4 separate regions of the Homo sapiens genome follow, and all the other regions are linked to region 1. Evidence: chromatin contacts called from ENCODE Hi-C or POLR2A ChIA-PET data. All regions are on one chromosome and are shown on one strand. The core of a region is the stretch at or near the end of the contact, and the rest is flanking DNA. Distances in the headings are between cores, read along the strand shown. Region 1 holds the start of KATNB1 (katanin regulatory subunit B1). Region 2 holds the start of SETD6 (SET domain containing 6, protein lysine methyltransferase). Region 3 holds the start of SLC38A7 (solute carrier family 38 member 7). Region 4 holds the start of GOT2 (glutamic-oxaloacetic transaminase 2).

Evidence for each region. A loop is a pair of places that touch in the nucleus more often than their neighbours do. ChIA-PET counts read pairs that join two places held with the same protein, here RNA polymerase II (POLR2A). Pooled maps may share reads with other maps.
Region 2: a map of B cell shows a loop between it and region 1 (32-fold over the local background). The contact joins the promoter of SETD6 here to the promoter of KATNB1 in region 1. A Hi-C loop is called at or near these places in 4 of 168 maps with a recorded cell type or tissue (B cell, ascending aorta, naive thymus-derived CD4-positive, alpha-beta T cell and 1 more) and 13 of 50 pooled maps. POLR2A ChIA-PET finds 5 or more read pairs at or near these places in 1 of 52 experiments (HEK293).
Region 3: a loop to region 1 is called in a map of sigmoid colon, with 9 times the contacts of the local background. The contact joins the promoter of SLC38A7 here to the promoter of KATNB1 in region 1. A Hi-C loop is called at or near these places in 1 of 168 maps with a recorded cell type or tissue (sigmoid colon) and 7 of 50 pooled maps. POLR2A ChIA-PET finds 5 or more read pairs at or near these places in 1 of 52 experiments (activated CD4-positive, alpha-beta T cell).
Region 4: a loop to region 1 is called in a map with no recorded cell type, with 13 times the contacts of the local background. The contact joins the promoter of GOT2 here to the promoter of KATNB1 in region 1. A Hi-C loop is called at or near these places in 1 of 168 maps with a recorded cell type or tissue (posterior cingulate gyrus), 3 of 37 single-sample maps with no recorded cell type and 10 of 50 pooled maps.

What each region holds. Positions count from the first base shown.
Region 1 is chr16:57,732,690-57,738,491 of GRCh38, forward strand. It overlaps KATNB1 (katanin regulatory subunit B1), which reads left to right and starts at 3,081. Exons shown (of 20, transcript NM_005886.3): 1 at 3,081-3,166; 2 at 4,289-4,594. The coding sequence starts at 4,555. LOC107984852 (a long non-coding RNA gene) reads right to left here and starts at 3,955. Exons shown (of 2, transcript XR_001752221.3): 1 at 3,747-3,955; 2 at 1,140-2,918. RefSeq lists enhancers at 932-1,909, 2,539-2,648, 2,628-2,922, 2,669-2,838, 4,207-4,276 and a silencer at 3,149-3,388.
Region 2 is chr16:58,511,945-58,518,229 of GRCh38, forward strand. It overlaps SETD6 (SET domain containing 6, protein lysine methyltransferase), which reads left to right and starts at 3,573. Exons shown (of 8, transcript NM_001160305.4): 1 at 3,573-3,620; 2 at 3,847-4,153; 3 at 4,258-4,399; 4 at 4,534-4,728; 5 at 4,864-4,984; 6 at 6,107-6,285. The coding sequence starts at 3,594. NDRG4 (NDRG family member 4) reads left to right here. Exons shown (of 15, transcript NM_001242835.2): 15 at 1-1,675. RefSeq lists enhancers at 3,248-3,417, 4,458-4,627, 5,277-5,446 and a silencer at 3,538-4,197.
Region 3 is chr16:58,682,203-58,688,067 of GRCh38, forward strand. SLC38A7 (solute carrier family 38 member 7) reads right to left here and starts at 2,568. Exons shown (of 12, transcript NM_018231.3): 1 at 2,515-2,568; 2 at 1,753-1,976. RefSeq lists enhancers at 1,940-2,784, 2,295-2,354.
Region 4 is chr16:58,732,114-58,738,536 of GRCh38, forward strand. GOT2 (glutamic-oxaloacetic transaminase 2) reads right to left here and starts at 2,203. Exons shown (of 10, transcript NM_002080.4): 1 at 2,027-2,203. The coding sequence starts at 2,115. RefSeq lists silencers at 1,528-1,617, 1,718-1,807 and enhancers at 1,930-2,548, 2,248-2,327.

The DNA of each region.
Region 1 (5,802 bases), core at 1,831-4,330:
ATGCCCAGAACAGCCCCCCACAGCAAATAATTATCTAGGTCTAAATGCCAATAATGTTGAGGTTATAGAGTATATTAGTCTGTTTTCACACTGCTGATTAAGACATACTCAAGACTGGGTAATTTGTAAAGAAAAAGAGGTTTAATGGACTCACAGTTCCACACGGCTGGGGAGGCCCCACAATCATGGCAGAAGGCCAAAGGCACATCTTACATGGTGGCAGACAAGAAAGAATGAGAACCAAGCAAAAAGGAAAATCCCTTATAAAATCATCAGCTCTCGTGAGACTAATTCACTACCATGAGAACAGTATGTGGGAAACCCCTCCCATGATTCAGTTATCTCCCACTGGGTCCCTCCCACAATATGTGGGAATTATGGGAGCTACAATTCACAAGATGAGATTTGGGTGGGGATACAGCCAAACCATATCATAGAGCAATGAAAATGAATGAACTGCAACACAACTATATGGAATGATATGGTCAAACTGCCTAAGTATAATGTCAAAAGATTCAAGACACAAAAGTACATACTCTATTATTCCATTTATGGAAAGAACAAAAATAAGGAAAATTAATTGGTGATATTAGAAGTCAGGACAACCGTCACTCTTGGAGTGTGAGGGTTAGTGAATGGATGTGAGCATGGAGCCCTGGGAGGGGAGGTTCTGGTTTCTAGTCACGTTCTGCTTTTTGACCTGGGTGTGTTCGGTTTGTAAAAATTCATCAACCTTGTGCACTTACAATGTGTCCTCTGGAGTGTTTTTGACTGCTTGTTGTCATGAATCTAATCAAGCCTTTAGCCCTAACTTAAGAAATTCAAGGGAAGAAATGCATTTAAGAAGAACGTCCATCTAACAAGAACTTCAGGAAATTCAGGTAAATGATACTAAAAGGAAACATTCCTAACGTGGGACAATCTAGGTAAATGGCCTGATCTCTTCAAAAGATCGATGTCATAAAAATAAAAGTTTGGGGACAGAAATGGAAAGAACTTAAGAGTCAAGTGTGGTGAATACTGATTGGTTCTTAGTTAGAAAAAAAAAGTCCTAAAAGGTTTTTGGGATGACTGGGGACATACGAATATGGACTGGTTGTTACAGAATTAAATTTTCTTAGCAGTGGTGATAACAATGGTTATTGTAGAATAAGGGCTTTATTTTTATTTTTTGAAATGGATCTCACTCTGTCGCCCAGGCTGGAGTACAGTGGCCCCATCCCAGCTCACCGCAACCTCTGCTTCCCAGTTTCAAGTGATTCTCCTGCCTCAGCCTCCCCAGTAGCTAGGATTATAGGCACGTGCGCCACCACGCCCGGCTAATTTTTGTATTTTTTTGTAGAGACGGGGTTTCACCATGTTGGCCAGGTTGGTCTCGGACTCCTGACCTCAGGTGATCCGCCCGCCTTGGCCTCCCAAAGTGCTGGGATTGCAGGCGTGAGCCACCGCGCCTGGCCAAGGGCCTTATTTTTAAGAGATACATGCTCAGTATTTGGTGTTGGGGTGAAATGTCATATCTACAATTTTCAAATGGTTCCGAAAAGACACACAGACGAAGCAAATATGGCAAACTGTTAACAAGTACTGGAATCTACGTGGTATCATTATATTGTCTTTTAAAGTTTTCTCTGTTTAGTTTTCTTTTTATAATACAAAATTAAGGGGAACTGCAGGCTAGACAGTTTTGATCCGATGTTATTCTGCTAATCTTTTAAAGGTGTCTTGCGGTGACTCACGCCTGTAATCCCAGCACTTCGGGAGGCTGGGGCGGGTGGATCACCTAAGGTCAGGAGTTCAAGACCAGCCTGGCCAAAATGGAGAAACCCCGTCTCTACTAAAAATATAAAAACTAGCCTTAGCCCGTCGTGGTGGCGGGCGCCTGTGGTTCCAGCTACCCAGGAGGCTGAAGCAGGAGAATCTGAAGCAGAAGGCTGAAGCAGAAGGCAGAGTGGGGACTCCCCCACGCTTTGGCTTTCAGAACAAGGGTTCGAATTCTGGGGCTATTACTTTCTGACCGTGTGGTTTTCTGCAAGCATCTTAACCCGGGCCTCAGTTTCCTCATCTGTAAATGGGAACAGGAATTCCTACCTCTTATGGTTGTACTGGGCGTTATGTGAGCCCAAGGAGCCCTGACCTGCGGTGAGAGGCTGGAGGCCGAAGGGCAAGGTTCGAGGGGCTCTGGGTGCCTGGGACAACCTCTGGGCAACAGGGAGAGGCGGCTGCGGGGCCAAGTCCCTCCTAAGCGGCCACGCGAGAGGCCCTGAGTCGAGAAGGGTTACGGCGCTTCCCAGAGCCCACCCCGCCCAACGTGTCACAAATAAAGCTGGCCTTTCTCCGATTCCCTGATTGCAGCCATTCAGGGAGCAGCCCCTTGCCCACGCATCCATTAGTCGAGGCGGTGGCTGCGTGTGCAGTGCTACAGGGTTCAGCGCCTGCCTCGGCTCCGGAATCAGGCTGTTTCCTTCTAGACCTCCCATGGGGGATTCAAGCCGGCGTCCGGGTCAAAGAACAGGGACAAAGTCCTCCTGCCACGGGGGACCATCTGCAGGCAAAGTGAAGAATGAGGAGCTTCGGCAAAATGCCGACTAAGGCCTCCTTAGGTTTTGCCCCACTCCAAGATGGAAGGCCTGAGGCTTCACACTGCCCCCGAAGTTCCTTTCCCATTGGCTATCTGGGAATTGAGTTTTCCAATAATGCGGACGCTGATTGGTCAATCCAGGACGGTTGCTCAAGCCATTGGCGCAGCCGCCATTGGAGGGCGGCTCTCAAAAGTTTTCAGACACAAATTAGGTTCGAGGGAGGAAACGGAGAGGAAAGGGAAAACTTGAGACGGAGGCGGGACTAAGGAAACGGCAGCTTGCATTGGTTTATTAGAGGCCAAGGGGCGGCTCTTGAACGTTCCTTCCTCTTGATTAGTCCTATTTAGGAAAAGAGGGCGGGTACTGAGGAAAAGCGGCAGAAGCGCCTGCTTCCATTGGTCAGTCCTGGCAGGAGGCGGAGCACCCGCGGCAGCTGATTGGTGCGGGAGGCAAGGTGGGCGGGGCTCTGAGCCGGAGGTTTTGTTGTGAGGGTCGGTTGTCAAGCAGCGGCCAATCAAGGCAGGGGATGGAGGCAAGTGGGGGTCGCGCCTGGAGCGGAGCCTCGGCCTCCGGAGCCGCAGCTGCAGGTGGAGTGGGCAAGGGGACGAGGTGGCGAGGGGACGGTGGGCCCTGGGCTGGGCCGAGCCAGGCGGGGCTGGCTGGGCTTGCGGGCAGAGAGCTCTGAGCGTGGGGAGGCTAGAGCCCGTACTCCGCAAGCAGAGGGTTGGGAGGATCAGCCGTGGCCGAGGGACCTGCCCCCGCCCCCGGACGAGAGGGGTCGGGGTGGAGGCCGGAGGGGGCAAAACCAGGGAGGCCGGAAGCAGAGCTGGGGGTCTGCAGAAGGACAGGTAATGAATAGGGAGAAGAGAAGTAGGAGAATGAATGAATGGGAGACCCCGCGAGCATATGGGAAAGGGCAGTAACGGGAGTCTGGCGAGGCAGGGGCCACGTGAGGGATATCGGGAGACAGGATGTGCATAAGTGGGAGACTCAGGGGGCAGGGAGAAAAGGGGGTGTGAACGGAGGACTAGAGAGGCAGACCCGGGGACCCAGGAGAAAGGGGACGGAGGGGAGCGGGCTCATGGGAAAGAGGTGAAGTGGCTGTGGGAAGGAGGTGGGAGGCTCCATGAGGAGGCCTTTTAGAGTTGAAGAGTCATAGCCACTTACGCCCAGACTGGAGGCCTAGTTCCTAGCTCTGTCCTTGGGAATCGCAGGGAGCAGGAGCGGTTCCCTTGCCAGGAGCTGGGGAATTGGACCATCAGGGTCGTCTTCGAGATTCTTTCCAAGGAGGACTTCAGTGGCCGTCTCTGGGATGCCTTTCCTAGGCCCCTAAGCTTAGCTTCTGACTCCGCTCTCCCACATCCCACACGTCAGACAAAAACAACGACTCGCAGGAAATCTATGTGAATTGCAGACACGTGGTCTTCTCCGCCCCACTGCGGCTGCTGCACTTTAGGCAGCCAGCATCCCGGAACAGAGCTGCAGCTCATTATCCTGGCCTCTGGGAGGAGTTTCTTTTTCCTTACGTTCCAAATCACCCTACCTGAGGTGCCCCCTCTGCAGATTCCCAAACCTAATTTGCAGTGCAGCTTCTGACTCTGGTGGCTTTGGTGGGTGTCAGTCTTTATCAAGTGGTCTTGGTGATCCAGGGAGCAACAGCTCTTACCAAGCATTTTCTAACATGACGTCACCTCTTGTTTGTATTGCAGCCCTGTATTGAGCTGAGATGGCTCGAGCCTAACATTCCATGATCCAGGATCGTGACAGATGTGCACAGGCTGCTGCTGTTGCTGCTGTGGGTAATTTGGAACCACGAGGCACCCCAGGGCCAGAAGACGAGGCATTCTGTCTGCCTGGATGTGTGGGAACTCTCTGCCAACTTGATTGGTGGATCTGGGGGGGGATCCACCCCCACCCCACGAGGAAAGCACAGTTTATTTTGTGGGTGGGGCTTCAGGTGCCAGCCAGCTGAAGGATGGCCACCCCTGTGGTCACCAAGACAGCCTGGAAGTTGCGTGAGTGGTTTTCATTTTTCTTTATCACCCCATTTATTCTGTTAGCGGCTTGTTGCTGGGAGGCCTGAACCCACAGCTTTGTTTCCTGTTCTTGGCACAGGAGGAGACTCCTAGACTTGGGAGTAAGATAGACCATTATGTAAATCATGACTGTGGCACTTCTTAGCTGGGTGACACTGGGCAGGTGACTTAACCTCTCTGAGGCTCAGTTTTCTTATATGTACAATGAGATGACGCCTGCATTCTATGGTTGCTGTGAAATTCAAGTGACAGGATGAACCCATCCTAAAGCACTTAGCACAGCATTTCCAGTTAGGCTGACAGTGGGGTGAGAAATCCTGAAAGATGTTCACAGCATTCTCAGACATCTCACAAGTCAAACTTCCCCAGTCAGATAAAAGCATCTTGGGCCTGGGATGGGGGAAGGAGTGGGAGCGAGGAGGGGCGGGCAGAGGGATGCAGACAGGGCTCGGATTGTAACTGATGGGCACTGTCCACTCCCACCATTGCCCTATACAAGTGGATCTGGACTCTTTCATCTGAAGACTTCATACTTTAAGAATTATTGAGGACCCCAGAGTGCTTTTGTTTGTTGGAGTTATATATCTGTCAGTATTTACCACGTTAGAAGTTAATACTGAGACATTTTCAAACAAGAGTATATAATCAAATAGGCCTCTAGTGATGTTCTGGGAAACTCCACCATATGCTTGAGAGCAAATGAGAGTGCAAAAGGCAGATGCCATCTTAGTGTTATTGTGAAAATCCTTTTGTCTTCTCAGACCCCCCGAAAGGATCTTGAGGATCCCAAGCATCCCCAGATCATATTTTGAGAATTCCCCTACACATTGGCACCTTGGTGGGCCCTGCCCCACCTATTGTAACTGGTTGGCATAGCTTTTGTGTGCTCCACCTGGTCACTGTCTGCTGCCAGCTGTCCCTGGGCTGGTTTTCAGGAGCTGGGACAAGACTCCACACTTTTTTTTTTTTTTGAGACAGAGTCTCACTGTCACCCAGGCTGGAGTACAGTGGTGCAATCTCAGCTCACTGCAACCTCTGCTTCCCGGGTTCATGCGATTCTCGTGCCTCAGCCTCCCGAGTAGCTGGGATCACAGGCACCCGCCACCACACCCGGCTAATTTTTGTATTTTTAGTAGAGACGGGGTTTCACCATGTTGGCCAGACTCGTCTCGAACCCCTGACCTCAG
Region 2 (6,285 bases), core at 2,323-4,822, 780 kb after region 1:
GCTGGGCCACAGGGGTGCGGGGCCAGCTCAGGCACTGGCGTGGGAGCCCTGGGAGACCCCTTCCCCCACCCTCCACCAAGCACACCTGTTTCTGTCTCATAGCACATGTGACAATCATCTGGACAACAGCCACAAGGGGGCGCTCGGACCAGGCAGCCACTTTCCTGGTGCTCTCTGGGCCCAGCTGGTGCTGTAGGGCCACGCAGGCAGGGGCGTCAAGGGGTTTCTCTGCCCAAGGAAGACAGAACATGGAGAACCGTCAGGGCAGGAACCCCACAGACTGTCCCTTCCAGCCCACACTCTGCCACCTCCTGGCCCTGTCCCAATTCTGAGCCAAGGCCTCCCCGAGGCAGAAGTTGCCTGGTCCTCTGTCCCCACAGTGACCTGACTGGGGGTGAGGGAGAAGGAGGAGAGAGCCCATGTGTGGTGTGTGTGCCCCTGAGAACTTCGTGGTGACTGCCTTTGGGAGCCCGCAGGTGGCCAGAGGCAGGGGTAGCTGAGTTCCTGGAGACCCCTTTTTTGCCCCCAGGTTCCCCAGAGGGCAACGCCATCAGTAGCAGTGTGGTGTTTCAGGCAGAGCTCTGGCCAGGCTGTGCCAGTGTGTCCCGGACGCATCACTAAGGAAGAGAGAGTTTATTTAGTCAACTGGCCCAAGGCAGCGAGGCTTCTACAGTCCCACACCCCATAGCCGCCTGGGCTGGGGCTTACTGGGGGCTGAAGGTTCTGGACATGAACAAGGGTCAGGTAGAAGAGAAAGGCTTCCCCTACACCCCAGCCTCCTGCTGTCCCCTGAAGCCCAGGACTGCGTTGTATGCTTTCCATCCACTCACCTTACCCCATAGCATCTTGCGGCCCAGAAACCAGAGCCATTTGTCTCAGACCCTAAATCAATAATCACAAACCCCAAAACGGGAGAGAGCAGTGAAAACATGCAGGGCTGTGGACGGGGGAAGGGTTGTGGCGGGTGTTCTGAGGCTGAGAGGACACCTATATGCGTATTTCCTCTACACACATCACCCCCCTTCTATAATCTTAAGCCATGACTAGCCTGGTGGCGTGTTAGTTTCTGCCCAGTTCTACCCCCTCATGTGCTTCTTCTGAATACTGAATGTGACTGTTTGAAAGCTGGTAGAATTCATCCCTCTTACTGTAGATAACACTGCAAATCTTGGAATTTTGTTTTTTGCTGTTTCCAGATGTATCTATAAATATCTATACATTATATGTGTGTGTGTGTGTGTGTGTGTGTGTGTACATCGGGTCCTCCCATGTGTGGTGTTCTTCTGGAGGTTGTCTCTTTGGTCAAGGTGAACTTTTAATGTTTATTATTTTCTTCTCCGCACAAAGTAAAGAGCCTAATTTTGTGTATTCTGGTGGCTGCTGTCATGAGATGATAAAATGTAAAACAAAACTCTAGTCAACGTAGAAAGAGTTAACTGTGCTGAAAAACTAATAAAGAACCTAAGAAGAATTCCAGTGTGGTGATGCCATGCCCATCATGGGAGGCTTTTGGAGAAACAGAATGTTTGGGCAGGGGCTGCTGGTGCTGCTTGGGTTTTGGGTTGAGGGTGCTAGGAGAGGATGGTCTCCACCCATCTTTCTATTTCCAGTACACGTCACATTATTTTACCGGTGAGATGAGAATGTCACAAACATTAAAAGCCTTATGTGCTCATTTCTGCTTATGTGCTCATTTCTCCCCTGACTCTGTGACAAAATACAGCTCTCCTCAGCCAGGCACGGTGGCTCAAGCCTGTAATCTCAGCACTTTGGGAGGCTGAGGCGGGCAGATCACTTGAGGCCAGCAGTTCGAGACCAGCCTGGGCAACATGGTGAAACCCCGTCTCTACTAAAAATACAAAAATTAGCTGAGCATGGTGGCGCGTGCCTGTAATACCAGCTACTCGGGAGGCTGAGGCAGGAGAATCGCTTGAACCTAGGAGGCAGAGGTGGTAGTGAGTGGAGATCGTGCCACTGCACTCCAGCCTGGATGACAGAGCAAGACTCTGCCTCAAAATAAAACAAAAAAACAAAATACAGCTCTCCAGAAAAAAATGCCTTAAAGACAAAACAAAACACCCCTGCCCTCCAAATCTCTTGCCTGAGTCACTACATTCCTTCAAAGATAAATGACCTACTCTTTGCCTTCTCCTAAACATACGATCATGTCTGACAGGGTTAATGATTATACTCTGCAATCTATAACCAGATATACTTATCCCTAAACTTTGATATGATTTTACACATACTAAATCTTCACCTATGTATAACCTAAACTAAAATACCGTGTTAGAGGAGCCTCACAAGATTACTCCTGGGCTACAGGCCTCAGTCTATAGTCCTCAATAAGGCTTCTAAATAAAACTAATTTTAATTATTTAAAAGCTTAATATTTTTTCTTTAGTCAACATACCAATCCTTACATTAATTCTACAGAGTAGGTATTATCTTAGTTTCGCAGGTGAGGAGACTAAGGTTCAGGAAAAAGGATTTGCCTGAGTAACAGACCAGGCCGCGCGCGGTGGCTCACGCCTGTAATCCTAGCACTCTGGGAGGCCGAGGCGGGGGGATTGCCTGAGCTCAGGAGTTCGAGACCAGCCTGGGCAACGCGGTGAAACCCCGACTCTACTAAAAATAAACACAAAAAATTAGCTGGGCATGGCAGCGTACGCCTGTAGTCCCAGCTACTTGGGAGGCTGAGGCAGGGGAATTGCTTGAACCCGGGAGGTGGAGGTTGCAGTGAGCCGAGATCGCACCACTGCACTCCAGCCTGGGCGAGACTCCCGTCTCCCCAACGCGCCAAAAAAAAAAAAAAAAAAAAGGAAAAAAAAAAAAAACTGAGTGTTGAGCTGCGGCGTTGCTTGGCTTCAAAACCCATTCCTGTAACCTCTATATTCACAGCCTCATTTTCTTACATTTAACAGCATGCTACTTCCCCAGGTTTAACCACCATTTGTTTTATTCATTTATTTACCCAATAGGTAGATATTGAGTCCCTACTATGTCAGCTAATAAAACCCACCACGTGCTATGCAGCAGATTAAAAACGAGGATGTACTGGCAAATAAGGGCAGAGAGGATCTATTCTAGATCCAGGAGCCCTCTAGGCCACGCCACTCTGAAACACACACGAAAACTGCTCTGAACGAATACCACCAGTAAAAGGGTTCCATGGCCATCGGCAACAAGGGGTCGAGATCAGGAGGTCGCTCGCCGCCCAGTTGCGTCGCTCACCACCGGCCGGCCACCAGACCCTCGGCTTCCGATCCAGAAACCGTATTTTGTTCTTGCACCCAGACCGCAAGAAGCCTCAGCCCTCGGGGACAGACCGAAGGCCAGGGCTGTACCTGGCTCAGAACCAGGCGCCAAGCGGCACGGGACTCTCCTTCTGCACTCGCAGCGCGTGAGTGCAATTGGAGATCCTGGACTCAAGATGTTTTCATGAGGAACGATTCCAGCCCGCGGTAACTCCGGCCAGTCTGCAGCGTGGACGACAAAACAGGCACCACGTGGTTCCGGCGCCGGGGCGGGGCCAGAGACGCCGGAAGTGACCGCGCGGTGCGCCGGCCCGCGAGGAAACGCGCTCTTAGACCATGGCGACCCAGGCGAAGCGTCCACGGGTGAGTGGCGGGCGCGGGGTCCAGCCTTTTCCTCCGCGCCTCACCCCTTCTCCGTTCGCAGAACCGTCCGCCTGCGCCCCCTCCGCTCCCTCCCGCGGGTCCCGCGCCCCTCTCCGCTCGTCCCCTCCTCCACCCAAAGCCCGTTCTGCGCTCGCGCCGCGGTCTCCTGCAGTTCCCAGCGGCCTCTCTGGGGGTCGGACCTGGTCACTGCGCGCACTTATCTCAGGTGGCGGGGCCCGTGGACGGCGGCGACCTGGATCCTGTGGCCTGCTTCCTGAGCTGGTGCCGGCGGGTGGGGCTGGAGCTGAGTCCCAAGGTGAGCGAGCGAGCCGGCGGGCGGAGGACCCGCGGCGGGGCGCGGGCTGCCCTGACCAGCCCTCCTGCTCAGGTGGCGGTCAGCCGGCAGGGCACGGTGGCCGGCTACGGCATGGTGGCCCGGGAGAGCGTGCAGGCCGGAGAGCTGTTGTTCGTGGTGCCGCGGGCCGCGCTCCTGTCGCAGCACACCTGCTCCATCGGCGGCCTGCTGGAGCGAGGTGGGCACGGCGGCGGGCTAGGGCCCTGGGGCGGGGCGGGGCGGGGCGGGGCGGGCCCGGCCCGCGAGGCCGCGCCGGGGCGCTCACACCTGTGTCTTCCTCAGAGCGAGTTGCGCTGCAGAGCCAGTCGGGCTGGGTGCCACTGCTGCTGGCGCTGCTCCACGAGCTGCAGGCCCCGGCCTCACGCTGGAGGCCCTACTTTGCGCTCTGGCCCGAGCTGGGCCGCTTGGAGCACCCGATGTTCTGGTGAGAGCCTTGGGAGGGGTTGGGGAGCGCCTGCACCGTAGCCTGCTGCAAGAAGTTTCCCCGCCCCTGCACCAGTCCTACCCAGTAAAGTGTGTGAAGGAATGAAGGGAACCTGGGTGTGGGTGTCCCTGCAGGCCAGAGGAGGAGCGCCGGTGCCTGCTCCAGGGCACAGGCGTACCTGAGGCCGTGGAGAAGGATTTGGCCAACATCCGCAGCGAGTACCAGTCCATCGTGCTGCCCTTCATGGAAGCCCACCCCGATCTCTTCAGCCTCAGGGTTCGCTCCCTAGAACTCTACCACCAGCTGGTGGCCCTTGTGATGGCCTATAGGTCAGTGGGTGGGGCCTCTGAGGACGGAACCCTTTTCTTTACAACTCTATAGAGGGACAAAAGTGGAAAAACAGTGAAATCCACCCCCAGTCCCTCACCCAAGACAGGGCCTTAGCCAGGTTCTGTCAATGGCAGCTTTCAGGAACCACTGGAGGAAGAAGAGGATGAAAAGGAGCCCAACTCCCCCGTGATGGTGCCTGCTGCAGACATACTAAACCACTTAGCCAATCACAACGCCAATCTAGAATACTCTGCGGTGAGTGGAGTTTCTCTTGGTGCACTGATTGAGCATGATTCAAGCCATTGTGTCTTAGGCTCCATTCTCTTACTAGTGCTACAAAATGAGTAGGTGAAATCAGCTCCTCCTGTATGTCCTTTTAGTATGCATATTACTGTAGAATCATTTGAATGCGAAACATTTTAAAGTCCTCAAAGTAAGTTGTGGTTAATCCTCTGATAAACTATACTACCATCATTTATTTAGTGCTAGACATTGAGTGGTCTGCATAGCCATGTTTCATTCCTTTCTGGCTGATCACATCAGTGAGCCCAGACTGTGTGTGGCTCTGTGGATAGCAGCCTGGAACAGTGATAGTCTCCGTGTTTTGGAGGGATGAGGACATTCACAGGCCAAAGGTCTAAGACGATCCTAGAACTGATATAAAGCTGTGTTTATACCAGCTCTATTCTATATAAAAAGTAGCCTGAAAAGATGGCACATTTATAGGATCAGAAATTAGTAAGTATGGTTATTTCTTAATCCTTGCCTCCATTTTCCTTTCCCACTTTGATCTGCGAAAGTTCCATTTTTTCCCCCCCGAGGCGGAGTCTCACTGTGTCGCCCAGGCTGGAGTGCAGTGGCGTGATCTCGGCTCACTGCAACTGCCGCCTCCTGGGTTCAAGCAATTCTCCCTGCCTCAGCCTCCCGAGTAGTTGGAATTACAGGCTCCTGCCACCATGCCCGGCTAATTTTTGTATTTTTTAGTAGGGATGGGGTTTCTCCGTGTTGGCCAGGCTGGTCTTGAACTCCTGATCTCAGGTGATCTGCCCACTTTGACCTCCCTAAGTGCTGGGATTACAGGTGTGAGCCACTGCGCCTGGCCGAAAATTTCGTTTTTAAAGCTAGCAACTTTTTAAGTGCTGAAGAGGACTGTGCAGAAATCCACCCAGTTAAACATGAAGCTGGCCTTTTAAAGTTAGCCCAACCCTTTTTTGTTTCACAGTTTAGGGTCTAACAGGAACTAAAGGTAGAACTTTGGTAGTTAACAGCATCAGTCATGGCTGAACTACACCTGCTGAAGGCTCTTCTTAAGTGGAAATAATCTTCATGGGGCTGGCCCGTGAAAGGCATGGCCCCAGCTTCTCCCTTTCACCTCAGAATTGTCTTCGGATGGTAGCCACTCAGCCCATTCCTAAAGGCCATGAGATTTTCAACACTTATGGGCAAATGGCTAACTGGCAACTGATTCATATGTACGGTTTTGTTGAACCATATCCTGACAACACAGATGACACAGCTGACATTCAGATGGTGACAGTTCGTGAGGCAGCATTACA
Region 3 (5,865 bases), core at 1,318-3,817, 950 kb after region 1:
GCCAGGTAACAATGGGCACAGAGGCCCTGGGATAGCTAATGGGAGAAAGAGCAGGAAGAAGGCCAGATTTCAAGGGCAGGAACTAAGGGGGCAGGGAGGAGCCAGGGCAGTCTTCCCCAGAGGCTGCTATTAGCTGGTTACCACCCAGGCTGGCGAAATCTGCCAAAGACTCCTTCTCCTAGAGTCTCCTCATTCCTGAGTCCCGATTTCACGGTACTCATACAAAACTCCATTTTAATCTCTACTCCCTCCCTGGTTTAGTCTTTATTTATTTAGAGACAGGGTATCACTCTGTTGCCCAGGCTGGAGTGCAGTGGCGCAATCAGAGCTCACTGCAGCCTCAATCTACCAGGCTCAAGCAATCCTCCCACCTCAACTTCCCGAGTACCTGGGACTACAGGTGTGTGCCACCACAGCCAGCTAACTTTTAAAATTTTTTTTTTTTTTGAGACGGAGTCTTGCTTTGTCACCCAGGCTGGAGTGCAATGGCACAATCTCAGCTCACTGCAACCTCTGCCTCCCGGGTTCAAGAGACTTTCCTGCCTCAGCCTCCTGAGTAGCTGGGATTACAGGTGCCCGCCACCATGCCTGGCTAATTTTTGTATTTTTAGTAGAGATGGGGTTTTGCCATGTTGGCCAGGCTGGTCTTGAACTCCTGACCTTGTGATCCCCCTTGGCCTCCCAAAGTGCTAGGATTACAGGCGTGAGCCACCACGCCTGGCCAACTTTTTAAATTTTTTGTTCCTGTGGGGAACAAAATTGGCCTTTCAAAATTCAGGCCAATTCTCAACTCTTCTCCCATGTGACTTCTCCCACGTGACAAGCCCCCCACGCCTGTCATGTTTAAATTTTCTGTAGAGATGAGGAGGTCTCACTATGTTGCCCAGGCTGGTCTTGAACTCCTGGGCTCAAGCAATCCTGCTGCCTCGGCCTCCCAAAGTGCTGGGATTACAGGCGTGAGCCACAGCCCCCAGCCTGGTTTAGTCTTTATAGCCCAGAGGGAAAAAAAGGGAACTGAGCATATTCAGCCATAATGACTGCCCTAACCATTGGGCCACCCTCTCTGATGCCTTCAGCCCACTGGGGGTTTAAAATGACTAACAAGACCCCTTGGACTACTTCCCATTGCTCCTCCTGATGATGGACAAACAAAGCTGGGGACCATCCACTCATGAGAGGGAAAGGGTGAAAGTTCATGTGCTCTCAGCCATCTGTTATCAAGCATGGAACCAAGGGACATGGCACCAGAGGAAACATTCCTCTGCTGGCTCGAAACCCAGAAAGATCTGTCAGATGTCACAGGGCTTACACATCCTCTTACACATCCTGTCACCCAACCAGCAACTCAGCAAAATCAAAGCAGTGAGCAGCGAAGGCAGAGTCTTGGGACTCCCAGGCTTCCAGTGTAGCTAGAGAAAGAACCCTGCAAAGTGACCACTGCCAGAGCTGTGACCATCTCCTCCCCGCTGCTCACGTCACAGAGACAGAGGTCTACAGAGTGATTCGTCCAAGGTCACAAGGCTTGGTGCGGCTTCCTGACTCTCCAACCAAAATGTTTCCCTTGGGCACCCCTGCCCGAGTCCTGCACCATCCTCCAGCCTCTCCTGCCACCCACATGAGAGTGCAGGCTGGGGTCCTCGTGGAACTCAGAAGCTGGGGGTCCCACCTCTTGCAGATTCTCTGCCTTGGTTAAGACCTCTCGGCACCCCCACTGCTCACTGGCAAATTACTCAGCTCATTGTTGCACCTTACCTGCTCTTTCTCCCTGATGGGCTGTGCCAGAGGCGGTTGCTCCTTCTCCCCAAAGGTCTGGGATCTGATTCTCCTCACTTCCCTTTCTGGACCCAATTTCTTCTTTCTCAAGACTTTGCCTAAAATTTGCTGTCAGCAGAGGGAAGAGTTTGGGCTACTTCTGTGCTGGCTTCAGCAGAGCTGGAGGAAACTGAGCGGCTCTCACGCTTACTCATGAAATGGAGCTTCAGGACAGATAGGAAAACAGGCCCAGGAGGGAGAGGTTAGACTAAGGTCACAGTGGGTAGCTGGCAGAGCCAGAATAGAAGCCTGATGCCCACATGCTCAGGCCAGCGATGTAGGCCCCTCAGATCCCAACTGGAGTGTGCTCCCAGTCCAGCCTGGGGTTGGAGCCCTGAGATAGAAAGGGTGGGCTGCTTTGTGAGGTGAGGCTTTGTGAGGTGAGCCAGGGCGCACCCGGGCCAGGAGGCCGGGGCGGGGCGATTCCCAGGCCTGGAGCGAGAAGGGTGGGCTACTGTGGGGTAACCTGGGGAGGAGCTCCGGGACCCGATCCCGGCCTAGGACTGGGTGGAGACCCTCTGGCTGGGTAAAGGCGCGGCAGAGCTGGCGCAACAGAGGGACGGGCGTGGGGCGAGGACGCCAGGATCTGGACCCCTGCAGGGAAAGGGTCTGAGCTTTTCCGCGGTGGCGGGGACTGAGGGGCTCCACAGACCTCGGGGATCTAACACTTCCACCCTCCAGAGCCTGTCTCCGGCCACCTACCTTGGGGGATTCTTTCCCGAGCCGGCTGCGGAGACACGTGAGCATGCATCACATGACGCCCGCTCGGGCGGCCGCGGGACACGCTGGGAGTTGTAGTTTCCGCAAATGTGAAGCTTGGACAACACCAGCTCCCTGAATCCTCAGCCCGACAGCACTGCCCTGAGCCAGCCTCGCGTCCAGCCAGCTCGTGTTTATCCTCTTACTTTTAGTCTTGGCCTCTTGACCAAATCAAACACTGCTCCTTCCTCCAAGGAAGAGCATTAGGAGGTCTGGCCTCTTTGCCAGTCCCGGTGGCGGTGGGCCAAAGCTGTTTGGCCTCATTATCCTCCCGGTCTCTGTCCTTGCCTTCACGCCCATGGCCAGAGCACTGGAGTTTTTTTTTAATCAGTAATGTGGGGGACCTGGAGCCACGGTCTTTCCTGCAAGGGAGTGGGCTGGGGGCATGGTTACGACCCCATCGGTTTAGACTCTAGAACAGTTTTTGAGGGATTGTAGGTGCTCAGTAAATATTTGTTGAATGACGAAATGGGCATCCAGTCCTGGTTCTGTTCTTGGCTGTGTGTCACTCATAAATTGTCACGTAATCTCCAGCATCCCAATAGCCTCATCTCTGTTTTGTGGATATGCTCTCCACTGCACTTACCTCTCCATGCATCAGAGGTCCTCACCGATGAGGACACACTGGGAATCCTTAGAAACCCAAATCACACCTTTTTTTTTTTTTTTTTTTTTTTTTTTTTTGAGACAGAGTCTCACTCTGTCTCCCCGGCTGGGGTGCAGTGGCACGATCTTTGCTCACTGCAACCTCTGCCTCCCGGGTTCATGTGATTCTCCTGCCTCAGCCTCCCGAGTACCTGGGATTACAGGCATGCACCACCACTCCCAGCTAATTTTTGTATTTTTAGTAGAGATGGGGTTTCGCCATGTTGGCCAGGTTGGTCTCAAACTCCTGACCTCAAGTGATCCACCCACCTCAGCCTCCCAAAGTGCTGGGATTACAGGCATGAGCCACCGTGCCTGGCCTCCAAAAAGTTTATATAAATTGAATCATACTGGTTGAGTGCGGTGGCTCACACCTGTAATCCCAGCACTTTGGGAGGCCAAGGCGGGCTGATCACTTGAGGTCAGGAGTTCGAGACCAGCCTGGCCAACATGGCGAAGTCCTGTCTCTATTAAAAATACAAAAATTAGCTGGGCATGGTGGTGCACGCCAGTAGTCCCAGCTACTCGGGAGCCTGAGGCAGGAGAATCACTTGAACCCGGGGGGCGGAGGTGGCGGTGAGCAGAGATCGTGCCACTGCACTCCAGCCTGGGAGACAGAGTGAGACTCTGTCTCAAAAAAAAAAAAAAAAATAGAATCATACTGTCTTAATCAGTTAAGGCCGCTATAACAGAGTATCATAGACTGGGTGGTTTAAACGACAGAGATTTATTTTTCACCGTCCTGGAAGCTGTCAAGACTGAGGTCAGAATGCCAGCAGAGTCAAGTTCTGGGGAGGACCATCTTCATAGTTTTCAGATGGCCATCTTCCTGCTGTGTCCTCACATTGCGGAAAGCAGAGAGGGAAAGTAAACTCTCTCTTATTTTTATTTATTTTATTATTATTATTATTTTTAGAGACACGGTCTCTGTTGCCCAGGCTGGAGGGCAGTGGCGCAATCACAGCTCACTGCAGTCGCCATCTCCCAGGCTCCACTAGTCCTCCCGCTTCAGCCTCCCAAATAGTTGAGACTACAGGCATGCGTGCCATCATGCCTAGCTAACTTTTCATTTTTTATAGAGACAAGGTCTTCCTATGTTGCCCAGAATGGCCTCAAACTCCTGGGCTCAAGTGAACCTCCTGTCTCAGTCTCCCCAAGTGCTTGGATTACAGGCATGAGCCACCATGCCTGGTCTTGTTTCTTCTTATAAGTGAACTAATCCTGCGGCTGGGTGTGGTGGCTCACGCCTGTAATTCCAGCACTTTGGGAGGCCGAGGCAGGTAGATCATGAGGTCAGGAGTTCAAGACCAGCCTGACCAACATGGTGAAACCCCATCTCTACTAAAAATACAAAACAAATTAGCTGGGTGTGGTGGCATGCGCCTGTAATCCAGCTACTCAGGAGGCTGAGGCAGGAGAATTGCTTGAACCCAGGAGGCAGAGGTTTCAGTGAGCCGAGATCGTGCCACTGCATTCCAGCCTGGGTGACAGAGTAAGACTCTGTCTCAAAAAAAAAAAAAATAGTACTAATCCCATCATGAGGGCTTTAATTACCTAATTACCTCCCAAAGGCACGTCTCCAAATACTATCACGTTGGGGATTAGGGTTTCCACATATCAGTTTGGGATGAACACAAACATTCAGTTCATAGACCACACAGTCTGTAATTTTCTAAGATTGCCTTTTTTTTTTTAACTCAGTAAAATTCCCTAGAAGAGATTCATCTAAGCTATATACGTCAACACAGATAGGTTTTATTGCTGAGTAGTATTCAGTGGTATGTATGTACCACAGTTTACTTACCCATCACTCTTTGAAGGACATTTGAATTGTCTGCCTTTTTTTTTTTAACATAGCTTTATTGAGGCCAGGCATGGTGGCTCATGCCTGTAATCCCAGTACTTTGGGAGGCTGAGGCAGGCAGATCATTTGAGGTCAGGAGTTCGAGACCAGTCTGGCCAACATGGTGAAACTCTTGTCTCTACTAAAAATACAAAAATTAGCTGGGTGTGGTGGTGCATGTCTGTAATCCCTGTTACTCAGGAGGCTGAGTCACGAGAATCACTTGAACCTGGGAGGTGGAGGCTGCAGTGAGCCGAGATTGCGCCACTGCACTCCAACTTGGGCAACAGAGTGAGACTCTGCCTTGGAAAAAAAAATTTAAAAAATAAGAATAGTTTTGTTGAGATATTCGTATGCCATAAAATCCACCCTTTGAAAGAGTCCAATAAGGTGCATTTTAGTTTCTTCAGAGTTGTGCAATGATGACCACTATCTAATTTCAGAATATTGTGATCACCCTCCCCTACTAAAATCCTGAACCCATTAGCAGTCACTTCCCATCTCCCCCTCCACCAAGCCCCTGGCAACTCTGAATCTACTCTTTGCTTCTGTGGGTTTGCCTATTCTTGACCTTTCATATAAATTGAGTCACACAATATGTGACCTGTTCTGTCTGCTTCTTTCACTGAGCATACTGTTTTCAGTGCTCATCCTAGTTGGAACATGAACCAGTATTTCATTCATTTTTATTGCTGAATAATGTTCTGTTGTATGGCTATACCACATGTAGTGTGGCAGGTCCCCCATCAGGTTACTTGGAGGTGTATATCCACTGCTTGAATCCTGAATGCTGGGTGGTGAGCCAA
Region 4 (6,423 bases), core at 953-3,452, 1.0 Mb after region 1:
AGACCAACACAGGGAGACTCTGTCTCTACAAAAAATAAAAAATTAGCTGGGTGTGGTGGTGTATGCCTGCAGTCCCAGCTACTTGGGAGGCTGAAGCAGGAGGACCACTTGAGCCTGGAAGGTCAGGCTGCAGTGAGCCATGATTGTGCCACTGCACTCCAGCCTGGGCAACACAGTGAGACCCTGTATTTAAAGAAAAAAAAAAAGGGAATTTTTTTTGGTACATATTTTGCAGCACTGTGGTTCCCCTGTGTAAGATTAGTCGAGAGAAGGAACAATAAAATCTGTAACTGGTTATGATCAATTAGTTGTAAACACCATTACACTTGGACCAGCCTATGTTCAGATTTTGATCTAAGATACAACATTAAAATGTCATACTGTATTTGTTTCCGTTGCATTACGTGAAAAATCAGGGCTTAAAATAAAAATATCCAATATAAGAGACATGCCAGCAACTGTTAATAGTGCTGAGATGTAACAGTGAATATAAAGTAGGTAAAGTCTCCGCTCTCATGGAACTTACATTCTAGTAAGAAAAATACAGAAAAGAAAAATGAGTCAGACTCTCAAACTGAAAGAATGACTAACCCTGACCCCAAGGGATTTTCACCAAGCACTAGAGCTTCAGGTGATCTAGCCAAATCCATAAAACAAGGTATTATTTTAAGATTACTGCAATAGGGAAACATACTTTCTCTTGACGGAAATTTTAAGCACTCCTTTGGTTTTCCAAATTTGTTGCATAAATAACTCCTCCTGGCTCTGGCCCACTAGGTAGGCAGACTTAAAGAGCACACGTTGACAGTGGGCCAGGAAGGAGCCAAGTCAGGAAGAGAAAAAAGTGCGAAGCCTGGGCAAAACTGTACTGCCAAGGCTGTGGGGCCTTGGAAAGGACAGATAGTTCTGCTGGCTGAAAGACACAGAGCATACATTCAAACGAAAGGCCAAGCTACGCTTTGCTCCTTGCAGTTAATACCTGCTTGGGGGTGGTTTTAAAACTCAGTTCCTTATTAAGGTAGTGCTTAAGGAGAGTGCTCCAAATCGGCTTCTTGAGTTGAATTAATCTTCTGGCTCCGGTCTCCACTGGGAATGAATTACTAGAGCTCGTTTCAAGCTCTGAAATTTCCCTCCATACTATTATACACGCCACAGTACGAAATTACGTTTGTCATTTTTTGAGCAATGACCATTTGTCATTGTCCTTCCCTCGCCTTGTTCACAGTTGTATCGTTGGCATCTGGTCCAGAGCCTGGCTCTGAGAAACTGCAGTTACGAAATATTTACTGAATGAAAGAGCACAGGGAGATGGAGAGGAAGATTGATAGCCTCCCTGCAACCGGACCTCCTTAGGGGCAATAAGGAAAAAACAAAACAAAACAAAAAAAGAGACACACTACACCTCGACCCTTTCCCAAGCAAAGGCCAAACGGGCCCCGGGGTCACAGGGACCTCGGGGGGTCGCAAGGTCAGGAGAATGCCGCACGCCAAGGTCGCAGGTGCGGGAAGGAAAGCGAGGCCCGAATGCCGGCGCCCCGGAAACCTTCCTCTCGCGCTCTTCCCGCCCAGGGCACACACGCGGCAGCCAGCCGCCGCCGGCCCACCGACTCGGGCGGGCCGGGGGCCAGGACAGGTGCGCCCGCCGCCCCCAGGGCACCCTATCAAGGGCACGGTCGTTACCCGGCGCCGCTGCCCCAGTACTATCCGCACCCCTCCCACTGAATGGGAGTCCGGCAACCGCCGAGGGCCACACTTCCTTTCCCTAGGGATTGCGTTGCACGCCTTCCTGCAGGGCCCAGTGCGGGGACCAGAGGGATGTGGGATCCTGAGGATCACTGTGGGGCACGGACGCTCAATCCTCAGTCCCCAGTAAGGGAAAGCCGAGGGGGTGGCAGAAAAGTGTGTGTGTGTGCGTGTGAGTGACAGTGTGTATTTGGGGGCCGGGAGGGGTGAATGTCCTGGGGTGCTCGCAGCTCGGCGGGGCAGGGCCATCGCCCTGGCTCCATCTCCGTTTCCCTTGGCTTACCTGGCTCTGGCAGAGGCCGCGGCGGCGAGGCCCGGGTGGAAGGCGGCGGCGATCCCGGGGAGGACGCGGCCGGAGTGCAGCAGGGCCATGGTGGACCGTAGGAGGGCAGTGGGCAGCCGCAGGACGGAGCAGAGGGCGAGCGGACACACACACAGGGAACCGGCTCCTGCTGAAGGTAAGGACAGGGACTTCCCTGGGCCAGAGCGGCCGCGTGCTGGGCCCGAGCCACGTCACAGCGATCCCTGGCGGCCGGCGGGCGGAGCGGCGTGGGCTCAGCGGAGGTCGTGGAAGAGGATGACTGCACAGTTTACCTACGCCCAGCCCTTGCTGCGCTTCATTCATTTAATCCAGCTGGGCCAGGCCTGGCCGGCCGAAGAGGTGGCTGCTGTTATGGCAGTTTGAAAGATGAGAAAATGTAGGCTGACATAGTTGACGTATTTTGTCTGATGCCTTACAGCCATTAGGACCCAAGGTGGCCTTACTTTCAACCCTAATAGTTTCCCTAAGCACAAGTCATGTCACGTCGTTCCTGAATGTTTCCTTATCCCCCACCCTTTTTTTTTTTTTTTTTTTTTTGAGATGGAGTTTCACTCTGTCACCCAGGCTGGAGTGCAGTGGCGTGATTTCGGCTCACTACAACCTCTGCCTCCCAGGTTCAAGCGATTCTCCTGCCTCAGCTCCCCGAGTAGCTGGGTTACAGGTGCCACCACCACGCCCGGCTAATTTTTGTATTTTTAGTAGAGACGGGGGTTTCACCATGTTGACCAGTCTGGTCTCAAACTCCTGATCTCAAGTGATCTGCCCGTCTCAGTCTCCCAAGACTGCTAGGATTACAGGCATGAGCCACCGCACCTGGCTTCCTTATCCCTTTTATGGAGAGGGTCGCATGTGTATTTTGTGGGGCAGTTGTGAGGATTAATAAGATTAGCAGATTATGTCTAAAACAGGGCCTGATTTAGTAAGCACAAAATAACCCATGGTCATTAATGACAAACTCGTGTATGTCAAATCCTGATAACTGTTTGTGGAAGGAAATGAATCGGTTTTGAAGGAAATGAATCGGTTTTAAAGGAAAAAGCAAATGAATTTCAGACACATCCACAAGTCAAACGAGTCTTTCTCATGTGTAGTCTATTTCTCTGATACTCGTCTCTTAAACCAAGGTAGGGGCCCGGTGTGTTGGCTTATGCCTGTAAACCCAACACTTTGGTAGACTGAGGCAGGAGGATAGCATGAAAACAAGAGTCTGAGACCAGCCTGGGTAACAAGATGAAACCCCCATCTCTTAAAAAAATAAAAAAAAATTAGCAGGATGTGGTGTTGCGTGCCTGTTCCAGCTACTCAGAAGGCTGAGGAGGGAGGATTGCTTGAGCCCATTAATTCAAGAGTGCAGGCCGGGCGCGGTGGCTCACGCCTGTAATCCCAGCACTTTGGGAGGCCGAGGCAGGCGGATCACGAGGTCAGGAGATCGAGTCCATCCTGGCTAACCCTCTCTCTACTAAAAAAATACAAAAAAAAAGTAGCCGGGCATAGTGGCGGGCGCCTGTAGTCCCAGCTACTCGGGAGGCTGAGGCAGGAGAATGGCATGAACCCGGGAGGCGGAGCTTGCAGTGAGCCAAGATCGCGCCACTGCACTCCAGCCTGGGCAACAGAGCCAGACTCCGACTCAAAAAAAAAAAAAAAAAAAGAGTGCAGTGAGCCAGGATTGCGCTACTGCACTCCAGCCTGGGTAACAGAGTGAGACGCTGGCTCTAAATAAATAAATAAATACATACATAAATAAAATAAAACCGAGATAGAACTGTGTACCTTGGCAATTTAATATCTCCTCTGTGGCTCCACGTTGCCTGAATGGTAAAGTCTAAACCCCTACTTAGGGCCACATTCTAGGTCCTTCCGGCCCAGCTCCAATTTACTGTCTCAGACCCTTATGCTCTCATATGACCTTGACCTATGCGCCTATAGGCCATGACTTGGGATTCTACCTGTGAAAAGTAAAGTAGAGATTCTTCTTTAAAGACTTTCCTCCCTGTCTAATTAGAAATAAATAGTAACTTCTCTTAAAAACAAAATGTATTCAAAGACCTGTACTAACAGTCTTAAATATCTGCTAGCCATAATAAAGAAATCAATGTACTTTATGTTCCTAGCTGCCACCATTTAGCCTAAATATTTGCCCTGGCATGCTTATACTGGTCCAAGCAAGCATTAGGTCATAGCCTGTTCCTCTTCCTTATTTGAAGGTGTTTTTACCTTTCTCAGCATTCCACAAGTTACTTCCTCCTTCCTTTGCTCTCCTCTGCCTTTGCCTCTTTTAAAAAGTTCTAAGTTGCTAGCCAATCAGAACAAATACAAAATGTGAGGACCTGTTCCAGCCAATGAAAACCGGACACAGCAGCAAGGTGGATGTATCAGGTTATAAGTGACCTTGTCTCCTTTGTTTGGTGTACTCTCATGGCAAAACTGCTGTCGAGTGTACCCTTTCTGCCGAAAGTATAAAGATGGCCTTGCTGAGGAAATTAAATTTATGTTCAAGTGCTATTTCTTTACAGCACCAAGAAACAAGAATTTCAAACATACCAGTACATCAGTTTGCTCAGACTGCTGTAACAAATCCCCATGAATTGGGTGGTTTAAAACAACAGAAATTTATTCACTCACAATTCTGGAGGCCCAAAATCAAAAATCAAGGTATTGGCAGGGTTTGTGCCTTATGGGGTCTCAGAGACTCTGTTCCATGCTTCTCCTAGCTTCTGGCAATTGTCTGCACTCCTGGGCATTCGTATGCTGTTAGAGGCATCACTAATCTCTGCCTCTGGTGTCACACAGTGTTCTCTCCCTGTCTGTCTCTTCTCTTCTTTTAAGGACACCAATCATATTGGGGTAGGGTGCATCTTAATTGCCTCATCTTCGCCTGATTACATCTGTAAAGACCCTATTTTCAAATAGATCACATTAATGGGTTCCCCAGGTTAGAACTTAAACGTATCTTTTTTGGGGGCACATTTCAACACATAACAACTACTATTCCCAAAACAATTACATGTCCAGGTATAAACCCTAGAGATCTTCTCACACATTTTTAAGGCTGTCAGTAAAGCATTGTTTATAAAAGCAAAACAGGGAACAACCTAGTCGCCCATCGATGGAGGAAGAGATGGATGTTCTGCTACAGTCTCATGATGGAGCATTACAGAACTACTAACGTGAATGAACTCAATAGATGTCACCATGGATAGACCTCAAAAACATAAACATGCTATAGAATTATACATATAATATGGTGCCACTTAGACAATATTTTTAAAATACACAAAACCATAACATACATTTATTCATAAATGTATGTAAAAGTTTGAAAAAATATGCCAAGGATATGGTTCAATACAGGATTAGGAGGGCATGAGCGTATTTGCCCTTGTGGAGGGAAGGAGACAACTTTGTCATATTAGCTTCATAAAAATTATAGATAAGAGGCAGGCACGGTGGCTCGCGCCTGTAATCCCAGCACTTTGGAGGCCAAAGCGGGCGGATCACCTGAGGTCAAGAATTAGAGACCAGCCTGGCCAACATGGTGAAACCCCGTCTCTACTAAAAATACAAAAATTAGCCAGATGTGGTGGCGCGTGCCTATAGTCCCAGCTACCCAGGAGGCTGAGGTAGGAGAATCGCTTAAACCTGGGAGGCAGAGGTTGCAGTGAGCCTAGATTGTGCCACTGCACTCCAGCCTGGGCACAGAGCAAGACTCTGACTCCAAAAAAAAAAAAAAAAAAGAAAAAAAGAAAAAATACAGATCAGATTAACAATTGTCACCATTTTGGGGTTGAGTATTTGTCACATTGGATTCTGTACTTTTCTGTATGTGTGTATATGTGTGTGTGTGCATATAGTTTTTTGTGTGTGTATATATATACACATATACATATATATACACACATATACATACATATACACATATACATATATATATATACACACATATACATATGTATATATGCTAATTTGAGTTCCTGATATGAAAGGTGGATTGGAAGGAACAACCCTACAGTGGGGAGACTAGGTAGAAGGAAGGTTTACACAGGAATCCAGGCAAGAAATTCTGATTGCCTGAGTTCAGGTAGAGGTAACAGTGATGTAGAAAAGGTTACAGATCTGGGGCATATCAAGGAGGTAGAATCAGATGGATTTGGTGATTAGATGCAGAGAAAGGTAGAAAAGGAGTCAGAAATAATTCCCAATGCTTTAGTTAAAATTGGGGTTGTCTGCAGTTAACAGAGACCCCGAATAATTGACTTAACATATATATCTTTCTCACATAAAAATCTGGAGATAGGCAGTCCAGGGTTGGGGTGGCATTTCTGACCCAGAGTCCTTAGGAAGTCAAGTCCTTCCAGATC